2 separate regions of the Homo sapiens genome follow, and region 1 is linked to region 2. Evidence: read pairs that join two places in POLR2A ChIA-PET (ENCODE). Cell type or tissue: HepG2. All regions are shown on one strand. Links, peaks and the distances in the headings refer to the core of each region. The heading gives the core; the rest is flanking DNA.

Evidence for each region. Peaks named below come from ENCODE experiments on the same cell type or tissue, not always from the same donor. Only the 100,000 strongest peaks of a DNase experiment are listed, where the experiment ranks them.
Region 1: POLR2A ChIA-PET joins it to region 2 with 6 read pairs; 6 of 35 experiments call an interaction of 5 or more read pairs at or near these places.

Annotation. Positions count from the first base shown.
Region 1 is chr16:81,428,864-81,433,952 of GRCh38, reverse strand. No RefSeq gene overlaps it. Among named protein-coding and RNA genes, the nearest start is that of CMIP, 13 kb to the left of the region's middle. RefSeq lists enhancers at 1-533, 652-901, 534-1,445. In HepG2, for the core only: no CTCF peak of the experiment used is centred there; DNase peaks (open chromatin) are centred at 2,162 and 2,592; H3K4me3 peaks cover 1,257 bases.
Region 2 is chr16:81,546,687-81,551,775 of GRCh38, reverse strand. All of the region lies in intron 1 of CMIP (c-Maf inducing protein), which reads right to left. Among named protein-coding and RNA genes, the nearest start is that of MIR7854, 15 kb to the right of the region's middle. In HepG2, for the core only: no CTCF peak of the experiment used is centred there; DNase peaks (open chromatin) are centred at 1,145 and 2,405.

The DNA.
Region 1 (5,089 bases), core at 577-4,576, 120 kb after region 2:
TATTGCCTATTTTAGCCTCAGTCATATTTTTTTTTTTTTTTTGAGATGGAGTCTCGCTCTGTGTCACCCAGGCTGGAGTGCAGTGGCGCGCGATCTCGGCTCACTGCAAGCTCCGCCTCCCGGGTTCGCGCCAGTCTCCTGCCTCAGCCTCCCGAGTAGCTGGGACTACAGGCGCCTGCCAACACGCCCGGCTAATTTTTTTGTATTTTTAGTAGAGACGGGGTTTCACTGTGTTAGCCAGGATGGTCTCGATCTCCTGACCTCGTGATCCGCCCGCCTCTGCCTCCTAAAGTGCTGGGATTACAGGCATGAGCCACCGTGCCCGACCCGCCTCAGTCATATTTTTTACAATTCATCTGTTAGCCCATGTCTCTCAAAATAAAAAAAGATGAGGAAGGGGAAGTATTTGAGATGTGACATTTCACCAAAGCATTTAACAGCCAACAACGGAACACAGGGGCACTTTGCTGGCCATCTCCCTGTTTTTATTTTGACCCAGAGTTGAGGGAGAAGGCACTGCCACGTTCTCGGGGCATGTCAGGGTCTCGTGCAGCCCCAGGACACTCCCACTGGCCTGTGACCACCTGGGGCCGAGATCCGCAGCTGCTAGGCTGTTACCCTGCATCTGCATACAGCAGGTGCTGGATACCGTTTGTGGTTGCTGAGAAAATGTGTATCTCGCACTACAGCTTTCAAAGCACTTCCAAAGACAGGGAAAGAGATCAGTTAAAATATTGCCCCTGTGAAACCTTCAAGAAGGTAATTGATGGAAGGAATTCACACAAGGGAGGCCCGCAAAAGCTGAATAACCAGGCCTCACGGGAGCAGGAACCGCGGAATCATCGGAAAGCCTCCTCTCTCTTGTGTTTCTTCCTACCCTCTCTGTGAGCCTGTCCAGCCCCTGGCCTTCCTGACAGGCTGCCTCTGCTTCTGTGTCTGGCCCCGGGCCCCAATAGGCCACTTCAGCCCAGTTGCCCAGGGTGAAGTGGTCACCATCTGCTGGTTTTCCACCTCTAAATGTCGGGATAAGGGGTCTGAAGGGCCTGTGATCTCTTTTTTTTTTTTTTTTTTTTTGAGACAGAGTCTCGCTCTGTCACCCAGGCTGGAGTGCAGTGGCGCGATCTTGGCTCACTGCAAGCTCCGGCCTCCCAGGTTCACGCCATTCTTCTGCCTCAGCCTCCCTAGTAGCTGGGACTACAGGCGTCTGCCACCATGCTTGGCTAATTTTTTTTTTTTTTGTATTTTTTAGTAGAGATGGGGTTTCGCCGTGTTAGCCAGAACGGTCTCAATCTCCTGACCTCGTGATCCGCCTGCCTCGGCCTCCCAGAGTGCTGGGATTACAGGCGTGAGCCACCGCGCCCGGCATGGCCTGTGATTTCTATACAGCCAGGCCTCCCCAGTCTCAGGTTCCCAACCCCAGGCTCAAAGAGGAAAGTCATTTGCCCAAAGTCTTCCAGAGAGACGGCCTCAAAGCCAGGTTTCTGTATCAGTTCCATGGAGCTGCCGCCAACTAGGGGGCTTTAAACAACTACAAGAAATTTATTTTCTCATAGTTCTGGGGGCCAGAAGTCCAAGATCAAGATGTTGGCAGGCTGGTTCCTTCTGCGGGCTGTGGGGGAAGTGTCTGTTCCATGCCTCTCTCTGCTGGTGATCTTTGGCATTCCTTGGCTTGTAGACAGACACATCATCGCAATCTCTGCCTTCATGCTCAAGGCGTTCTCCCTGTGTGTCTGTGTCCAAACTTCCCCTTTTTATAAGGACACAGTCATCGGATCGGGGCCCACCCTGCTCCAGTATGACCTCATCTTCACTTATTACATCTGCAAAAACTTTATTTCCAAAAAAGGTCACATGCTGAGGGCTAGGACTTGTATTTTGGGAGCGCACAATCCAATCCATAGCAGAGCCCAAAGCCCACCACAGCAGTGCATGTGTTCTGCCCCCAGCCCGGCTGGTTCTCCGTAAGCACACCCTGCTCGCCGGGCCTCCATTCAGCCCCCAGGGCGTCGCTCACCCGGTTTTATCTGGGACAGGCATGGACCCAAGTCTGCCCTACTGTCCTCGAGCTCACACTAGAATATTCACAGGGAGCAGTCATGATTTCTGAGGCTCCACTCCGGGTGCCATGGGCGGGACCTGACTCGACTTTGCGCTGAGCACTTAGGACAGCTTTGTTCAGCCGGACGGCCCATTGTCTGTTTCCCAACCACGCTCCAGTTTCATCAGGCAATTTTAGAGGCATTAAACCTGAACAGCTCACAAAGGACTAATGAGTTTCATTCAGCGTGGATGACAATGACCCGTGAATCTGAGCTGGACAGTGTCCCCTCTGCCTGAGTGGTTTCACAATAGCAGTGGTTGACAGGTGGCTGGGTCCTGGGCCAGGGATTCAGGCAAGTAGTTTACTTCTCTCTTTATTCATTTTTTTCTATTTTGTTTGGCTAAAAATCTTAAGCAGATTTTACTCAGGGGTTAACTAGGCAAATCTCTCTCAAAGGTTAGTTGCAGCTGAGAAACCCTAGATCTGTATGAAAGTGGGAAAGCTGACTCATTTCTTTGACCATGACAGACACCACCAATCAATCGTGGACTCAACCCTGAAGGCCACAGGGGACTGGAATCCAGGCCTGTGTACATTAGATTCTGTGTTCATTTCATACCATTATTTGGTGACTTGCAGGATTTTTTTTTTTTTGAAACAGATTCTTGCTCTGTTGCCCAGGCTGGAGCACAGTGGCACCATCTTGGCTCACAGCAGCCTCTGCCTCCCGGGTTCAAGCAATTCTCCTGCCTCAGCCTCCCGAGTAGCTGGGATTACAGGGGTGCACCACCACACCCGGCTAACTTTTGTATTTTTAGTAGAGACTGGGTTTCACCATGTTGGCCAGGCTGGTCTCGAACTCCTGAGCTCAAGTGATCCACCTGCCTCGGCCTCCCAAAGTGCTAGGATTACAGGCGTGAGCCACGATGCCCGGCCTTTGTTTTTTTTTGTTTGTTTGTTTTTTGTTTTTGTTTTTTTTTTTTTGAGACAGGGTCTCGCTCTTTTGCCCTGGCTGGAGTGCAATGGTGTGATCATAGCTCACTGCAGCCTCAACCTTCCAACCTCAAGCAATCCTCCTGCCTCAGCCTCCCAAGTAGCTGAGACTATAGGCTTGCAGCACAGACTGGGCTAACATTTTTTGTTTGTTTAATAAACAAAACGTTTTTTGTTTCTCTAACATTTTTTGTTTAACAAACAAAATATTTTTTGTTTCTCTCACATTTTTTTTTGTTTTTTAGTAGAGATGGGGCTTCACTGTGTTGCTCAGGCTGGTCTTGAACTCCTGGGCTCAAGAGATGCTCCTTGCTGGGCCCGGTGGCTCATGCCTATAATCCCAGCAATTTGGGAGGCCGAGGCAGGTGGATTTCTCAAGATCAGGAGTTCAAGACCAGCCTGGTCAACATGGTGAAACCCCGTCTCTACTAAAAATACAAAAAAAACTAGCCGGGCATGGTGGCGGGTGCCTGTAATCCCAGCTACTTGGAAGGCTGAGGCAAGAGAATTGCTTGAACCCAGGAGGTGGAGGTTGCAGTGAGCAGAGATCACGCCATGGAACCCCAGCCTGGGCGACAGAGTTAGACTCCATCTCAAAAAAAAAAAAAAAGAGAGATCCTCCTGCCTCAGCCTCCCAAAGTGCTGGAATTATAGGTGTGAGCCACCATGCGCAGCCTGAGCACGGAGGCAACTCGCAGCTTTGAGTCTGTACTTGGTATTTACCTCTTTGAAAGGAGAAGTGCTAAAGGGGCCATCAATACATACTAATTCTAGCAGCCATGTCACTCTTACTTATCCCCAGGAAGAGATCAGCAAGCTAGAACATTTTTCTTGCCAGGGCTAAAAAAAAAAAAATTTTAAATCTATAGGGGTCTTCTGGGGTACCCCTATTTTTTTTTTTTTCAGACAGAGTCTCACTCTGTCACCAGGCCAGACTGCAGTGGCATAATCTCAGCTCGTTGCAACCTCTGCCTCCCGGGTTCAAGTGATTCTCCTGCCTCAGCCTCCCGAATAGCTCGGACGATAGGCACCTACCACCATGCCCAGCTAATTTTTGTATTTTTAGTAGAGACAGGGTTTCACCATGTTGGCCACCATGGTCTCTATCTATTGACCTCGTGATCCACCAGCTTCAGCCTCCCAAAGTGCTGAGATTACAGGCGTGAGCCATTACGACCAGCCCCACCCTGTCTCTTTTGCAGGTAGGGAGAACTAAGGCTCAAAGAAGGGAAGAAGAAGCCTTCCCCAAGACCACACGGGTGACAGATGGCAAAACCAGGTTCGGCATTCCTGGCCCCCCAGCTCAGACCTCCCCCAACTGATCTCCTCCTTTTTTCCTCTGGCCTCTGATGGAGCCTGCCAAAGGCCTGTGTATTTCTCACCTGCCTGCTTATCATCTAAGTTAGTGGTGACAAGTCCCTGGGGAGGTTCATTTTCCTCCTGTTCCATCTGCCCCAGCCCCTTGAAACCCTGCTGCGCACTCTGCCTTGCTCCCTGATGATGTGTGCTGTTGCTTCCACCAGCTCTTGGGAGTTCTGCAACTTTCCACACCTTTCCTGGTGCTTTCTCTGGGCCTCCCTCCTGGTGTCACCATCCTCAGCCCTAGAGAAGGCTCTGAGCCTTGTCCCTTGCCCTGGTTCCACTGCAGCCATTTCCCTGGAGCCCCTCTGGCTCAGGTTCGCACTCCCTTCCCCCTTGCTCCACCACCTTCAGCTGCCCGATGCTGGCAAATCTTCCCATTGGCCAATTGCCTGGGGCAAGCCCAGCAAAGAGTGCAGACAAACCCCCTGGTGGCCACAAAACAATGTGGCCATAACAAGTCTAGGAACTCTTTAAAAAAATTTTTTTTTTCAAAAATGATATATTTTTGGCCAGGCTCTCACGCCTGTAACCCCAGCACTTTGGGGAGCCGAGGCAGGCGGATCACTTGAGGTCAAGAGTTCAAGACCAGCATGGACAACATGGAGAAACCCTGTCTCTACTGAAAATACAAAAATTATCCAGGCATGGTGGTGGGCGCCTGTAATCCCAGCTACTCAGGAGGCTGAGGCAGGG
Region 2 (5,089 bases), core at 520-4,519:
TCTGGAAGCAGAGGCCACCTTGGACACAGACCCCTATGATGTCCCCAGGGCCCTGTGACAATTTCCACCTTGGATGGGGGAAGTTTGCCTTAGTCACCAAATGACTGTGAGATGAAATCACTTCTTCCAGACAGTGTGGAGAGAAAACGGAAGACAGAGCAGGTTCCCACAGCTCCCACATACTGCACACGGCCCCAGTGTGTCTTTGAGGCACACACTGCAGCCACCTACAGCCACACACTGACATGGCTGGCCCGACGTGGTCCTCTGTGCTTCCTTCCTCAGGACCCCAAATGTTTTTTCATTTTTCTGCTTCTCAGCCAGGTCCCATGTGCCATGTCTGTGGCTGGGATTCCAGGAAGCCAATGGATATTTTCAGCTTTATTGTCCCATTTGTCACTTGCTAATTAGCTAGAAGTGACTAATCAGAAAACAGTTGGGAGGCAGAGGAAATCCCCCCATTTTCCTGGCTTTTGGTTGCCCATGGTTACTCAGAACCCTCTGGGTGTGTGTGATGGAACTGGGGTGTGTGATGAAACTGGGGTGTGTGTGATGGAACTGGGGTGCGTGTGATGGAACTGGGGTACGTGTGATAGAACTGGGACATATGTGATGGAACTGGGGTGTGTGTGATGGAACTGGGGTGCGTGTGATGGAACTGGGATATATGTGATGGAACTGGGGTGCGTGTGACGGGACTGGGGTGCGTGTGACGGGACTGGGGTGCGTGTGACGGGACTGGGGTGCGTGTGATGAACTGGGGTGCGTGTGACGGGACTGGGGTGCGTGTGACGGGACTGGGGTGCGTGTGACGGGACTGGGGTGTGTGTGACGGAACTGGGATATATGTGACGGAACTGGGGTGCATGTGACGGAACTGGGGTGTGTGTGATGGAACTGGGGTGTGTGTGATGGAACTGGGGTGTGTGTGATGGAACTGGGGAGGGCACAGAATGGGGTTAGGACTTTCTTCATCCTCTCCTGGGTGTAAGGAGAATCTATGTGCTGTAACCAGGCATCACTTCAGAATGACAGTGCTGTGGTCACCAGTGGGCAAAAGCCAAGGTCACCAAAGCCCCTGACTTCAGCCTTCTAGTAGTTTCTAATTGATCAGGTAGATTCCAGAAGCACAAACAGCTCCACTGGGTCCTCCTGGTCTATCCTAGCAATAGCAGCCATGTGACCCCAGGCCACACCTAGAGCACAGAGGGTGGAAGCCACATAGACATTCTTTGACGGGATAAGACCTGTCAACACCATCCTGCCCAGTGCTGCCAAGGTTTCCCAGCCAAGAGTGGGAGGGGGGCATGAGCAGAAAGAAGCAACTAAAGCCCTGCGACCCTCCTGCACCTCCATGGACAGGGCCAGACCTTCCCAAAGCTGGGAGGGCATGCCATCACTGACTGCCACCTAAGGCAGGCCCCAGCCACACACACACCTATGACCCATGACCTTCAATGCCACTCCACACCAGTGCTGTTCCTTATTCTCCCATTTCACGGATGAGAAGACTGAGGCTCAGAGAGCTTGCATGACCAGCCTCAGATCATGCAATGAGTAACTGGCAAAGCTGGGTATTAAATTCAGGTCTCTCTGTATCCACTGTGGAACAGTAAGGAAAGAAGGAGTGCTACCGAGGGCATGGGCAGGGTGCTCAGTGTGTACTGCCTTCGTCCTACAGCCATAGGGGTGGGGTGAAATCACATCACATAGGCACACGCACAATAATTCTGACACACATGTAGATGTGCACACATTTGCCCACGCACACGGGTGAGCGCATTTAAATATGCACATGGGCACTTGGACGGCACAGGCTTGTGTGCACATACACACACACACAAATGCACAAGCATGTACACACAGCACACTGCACACACACATTCAAATACACATGTACAAACATACACACTGGCATATGCACGCGCGCATGCACACACACATTTGCCTGGTTTCTCCACATGGGAAGAGAACGCGCAGTTGCCTTCAGAGGAACCAGCCAGCACCCTGTGCCCTGCTGGGGCACCCAGGCCCTGCTCTGGGCTCGGTCTGCCCAGCTTACCAGGTCTAGCAAAGGCCAGTCCTTGCTGCCTGTGTCCTTTAGGGGCGATTTCATCATGAATGGTACAATTTCCAAAGACAAATAAATAAAGAGGAGGTCTCAGCCCCGCCTCTCAGGACCACTGGCATTTCACTCAGGGCCGCTTCTTCAATATCCTCCGCCCCCCGCCCCCAACACACACAGAGCCCAGCCATGAAAATCCCCTACATGGGACAGTTTCCTGGGGCACGTACAGCACTCCAGGGCTAGCAAGGAAAAGTGGCAGCTATCTGCCCAAGGAGAATTTCCCAACGGCCCTCGGCTGCTGGCTCCTGACCTCATGGGTGACAAAGTCCAATGAAGAAACAGCAGATGTGAAACCAACGGCCCCCCATTTGCAAGCCCGGCATTTTCCAGGGTAAGGTTCTATCGAATGATTTACCAGCTCAACCAGGTTAATCATTGCCTAAGAAATACAAATGGCTCCATCAACCCTCAGGCTGGTCACCCAGGTGCTCCTGCAGGTTGACCGGCTCCCTCCTCATCCTGCAACCTGCACTTAGGGTCTGGTTTGTTGACTGAATAAGCCAGTGACAAATCATCAGAAAAGCCCCTTTCCCTGACTACCTACTACACATCTGGCTTTGGGCCACGCCCTTTCCACCTAAGCCTGCAGTAAAATAGATCCAGGAACTGAGTACAGGCCCATGCAGACAGACCTGGGTTCAAACCTCAGCACCAATGGTCCAGCTGTGGTGCCAAGTCAATCCTCGTGTGTGAAATGGGTTGCTATGAGAATGAAGGAGTCAATGTGTAAAGCAGTGGTTCCCAACGGGGGGCATTTGGCAATGTCCAGACACAGCTTCCTTTTTCCTTTTTGTTTTTTTCAGAGACAGAATCTTGCTCTGTCACCCAGGCTGGAGTGCAGCAGCATGATCGTAGCTCACTGCAGCCTTGAACTCATGGCCTCAAGCAATCCTCCTGCCTCAGCCTCCCACGTAGCTAAGACTACAGGCACACACCACCATGCCTGGCTTTTTTTTTTCTTTTTTTTTTTGTAGAGGCATGGTCTCCCTATGTTGCTGAGGCTGGTCTCCAACTCCTAGCTTCAAGTGATCCTCCCACCTCAGCCTCCCAAGGAACTGGAATTACAGGTGCATGCCACCACACGTGGCCTGGAGACATTTTTGGTTGTCACAACTGGGGTGGAAGGGTGCTGTGGGCATCTAGTGAGTGGAGGCCAGGGATGGTGCCAAATGTCCTACCATGCCCAGGACAGTGCCCGCAATAAAGACTGATCCAGCTGGCTGGTGCCTCACACTGTAATCCCAGCACTTTGGGAGGCAGGTGAGACAAGAGGACCGCTTCAGCTCAGGAGTTCGAGAACAGCCTGAACAACAAAACGAGACCCCATCTCTACAAAAACTTTAAAAATTAGCCAGGAGTGGTGGCCTGTGCCTGTAGTCCTAGCTACTTAGGAGGCTGAGGGAGGAGAATCGCTTGAGCCCAGGAAGTCGAGGCTGCAGTGCGCCATGATTGTACCACTGCACTCTAGCCTGAGGGACAGAGGGAGACCCTGTCTCAAAAAAAAAAAAAAAAAAAAAGTGATCCATCCTTAGATGTCAGTAGAGCTGAGGCTGAAAAATCATGATGTATATACTACAATGCTTGGGTCAAGGTAAGCCCTAGATAAATGCCAGCCGCTGTAATGATCTGGAAATTGTTCCAACAGCTTTACAGCATGACATGATTGCCGGCGTGCTGCAGAGGAGGCTGGGATCAGAGGCTGCGAGTTGCTCGGGTGACAGGAAGAGCAGAGCTGAAGAGGCCTGCCTGGCTCCCTGGGCATTCCTTTGTTGCCACAGCACCTGGCCCTGGGGCACAAGCTGGTCCCAGGCCAAGGGTCCCAGTGTCCAATTTCGGTGTCTGCCAAATTCCCCCTCACTGCCCCACAACTGTGAGCCAGCCTCTCCAATTCTTCTTCATCTTGCACTTCCCCAAAGGGAAGAGGGGCCATTTCCTGAAGTGTTTTCTTGGGTACACTGAACTAACGGACACTCAATCTGGACCCTGCAGGCTTCTGAGGAGATCCCTTCCTTCCTCCTCCTCCTCCTCCTCCTCCCCCGCTTCCCACCCTCCACCTGCAAACCCTCGCTTTTGCCTGAAACGGTAAGTTTGTCTCCAAGGCCCAGCTACCCCTCTGAGCAAGGTGTCCAGCCCTGACCCCGCAAACCAGGCCCTCCTCTGAACTGGTTGTCACTGGCTTTGGGACCCTCTGCTCAGCGTGCCCACAGCAAGAGATGGCCTGCAAAGACCCTCTATCTGACTGGAAGGGCCAGCAGGGAGCCTGGAGCGGGGGTCTTTCTGCAGAGATGGCAGAGCATCTGCAGGAGCTGGTCTGTGTCCCCCTCCAGAGTCACCCTCGCTGCACACACCCCATGCCCTCGGCCACATAAACATGACATGGTCTACGACCCAGCCGCGCTGAACCCCTTCCGTCTCTCTTTCTGGAGGCCAGGCCTTGACATATGTGCTTCCCTCTACCAGATATGCTATCCCTCTCCTCCTCTGCCCCAGATCCTCCTCACTTGACTTAAACACCATTGAAACCTCCCTGCCTCCGGGAGCCCAGGCATGGCTCGGCCATCCCACATCTGTGTGCCCACATCCCAGCCCAGACTGCCCTGTACTGTCACAGAATATGTGCCGGTCTTTAATACCGCAAGGCTGTGCACTCCCGGGGGAGTGGCCTTTGCAGCCCAGCACCATCCAGGGAGCTCTCGCGATGCAGGGAATGTTCTACATCGGCACTCTCCAGTACAAGAGCTGTTCGCCACGCGTGGCTACGGAGCACTGAAGTGTGGCTACGTGCCTCACAAGCTGAATTTTTACTTTGGTCTAATTTTAATTCAATGTAAATAGCCATACATGGCAGCGGCTACTCTTCCAGCCAGCACAGGTCTAGAGGGATGTCTAGCTCCCATCCAGTGCTCCACACCCCCTGAACAAGAGAATGAATGAATGATGAGTGAACAGCACTTGGTTCTC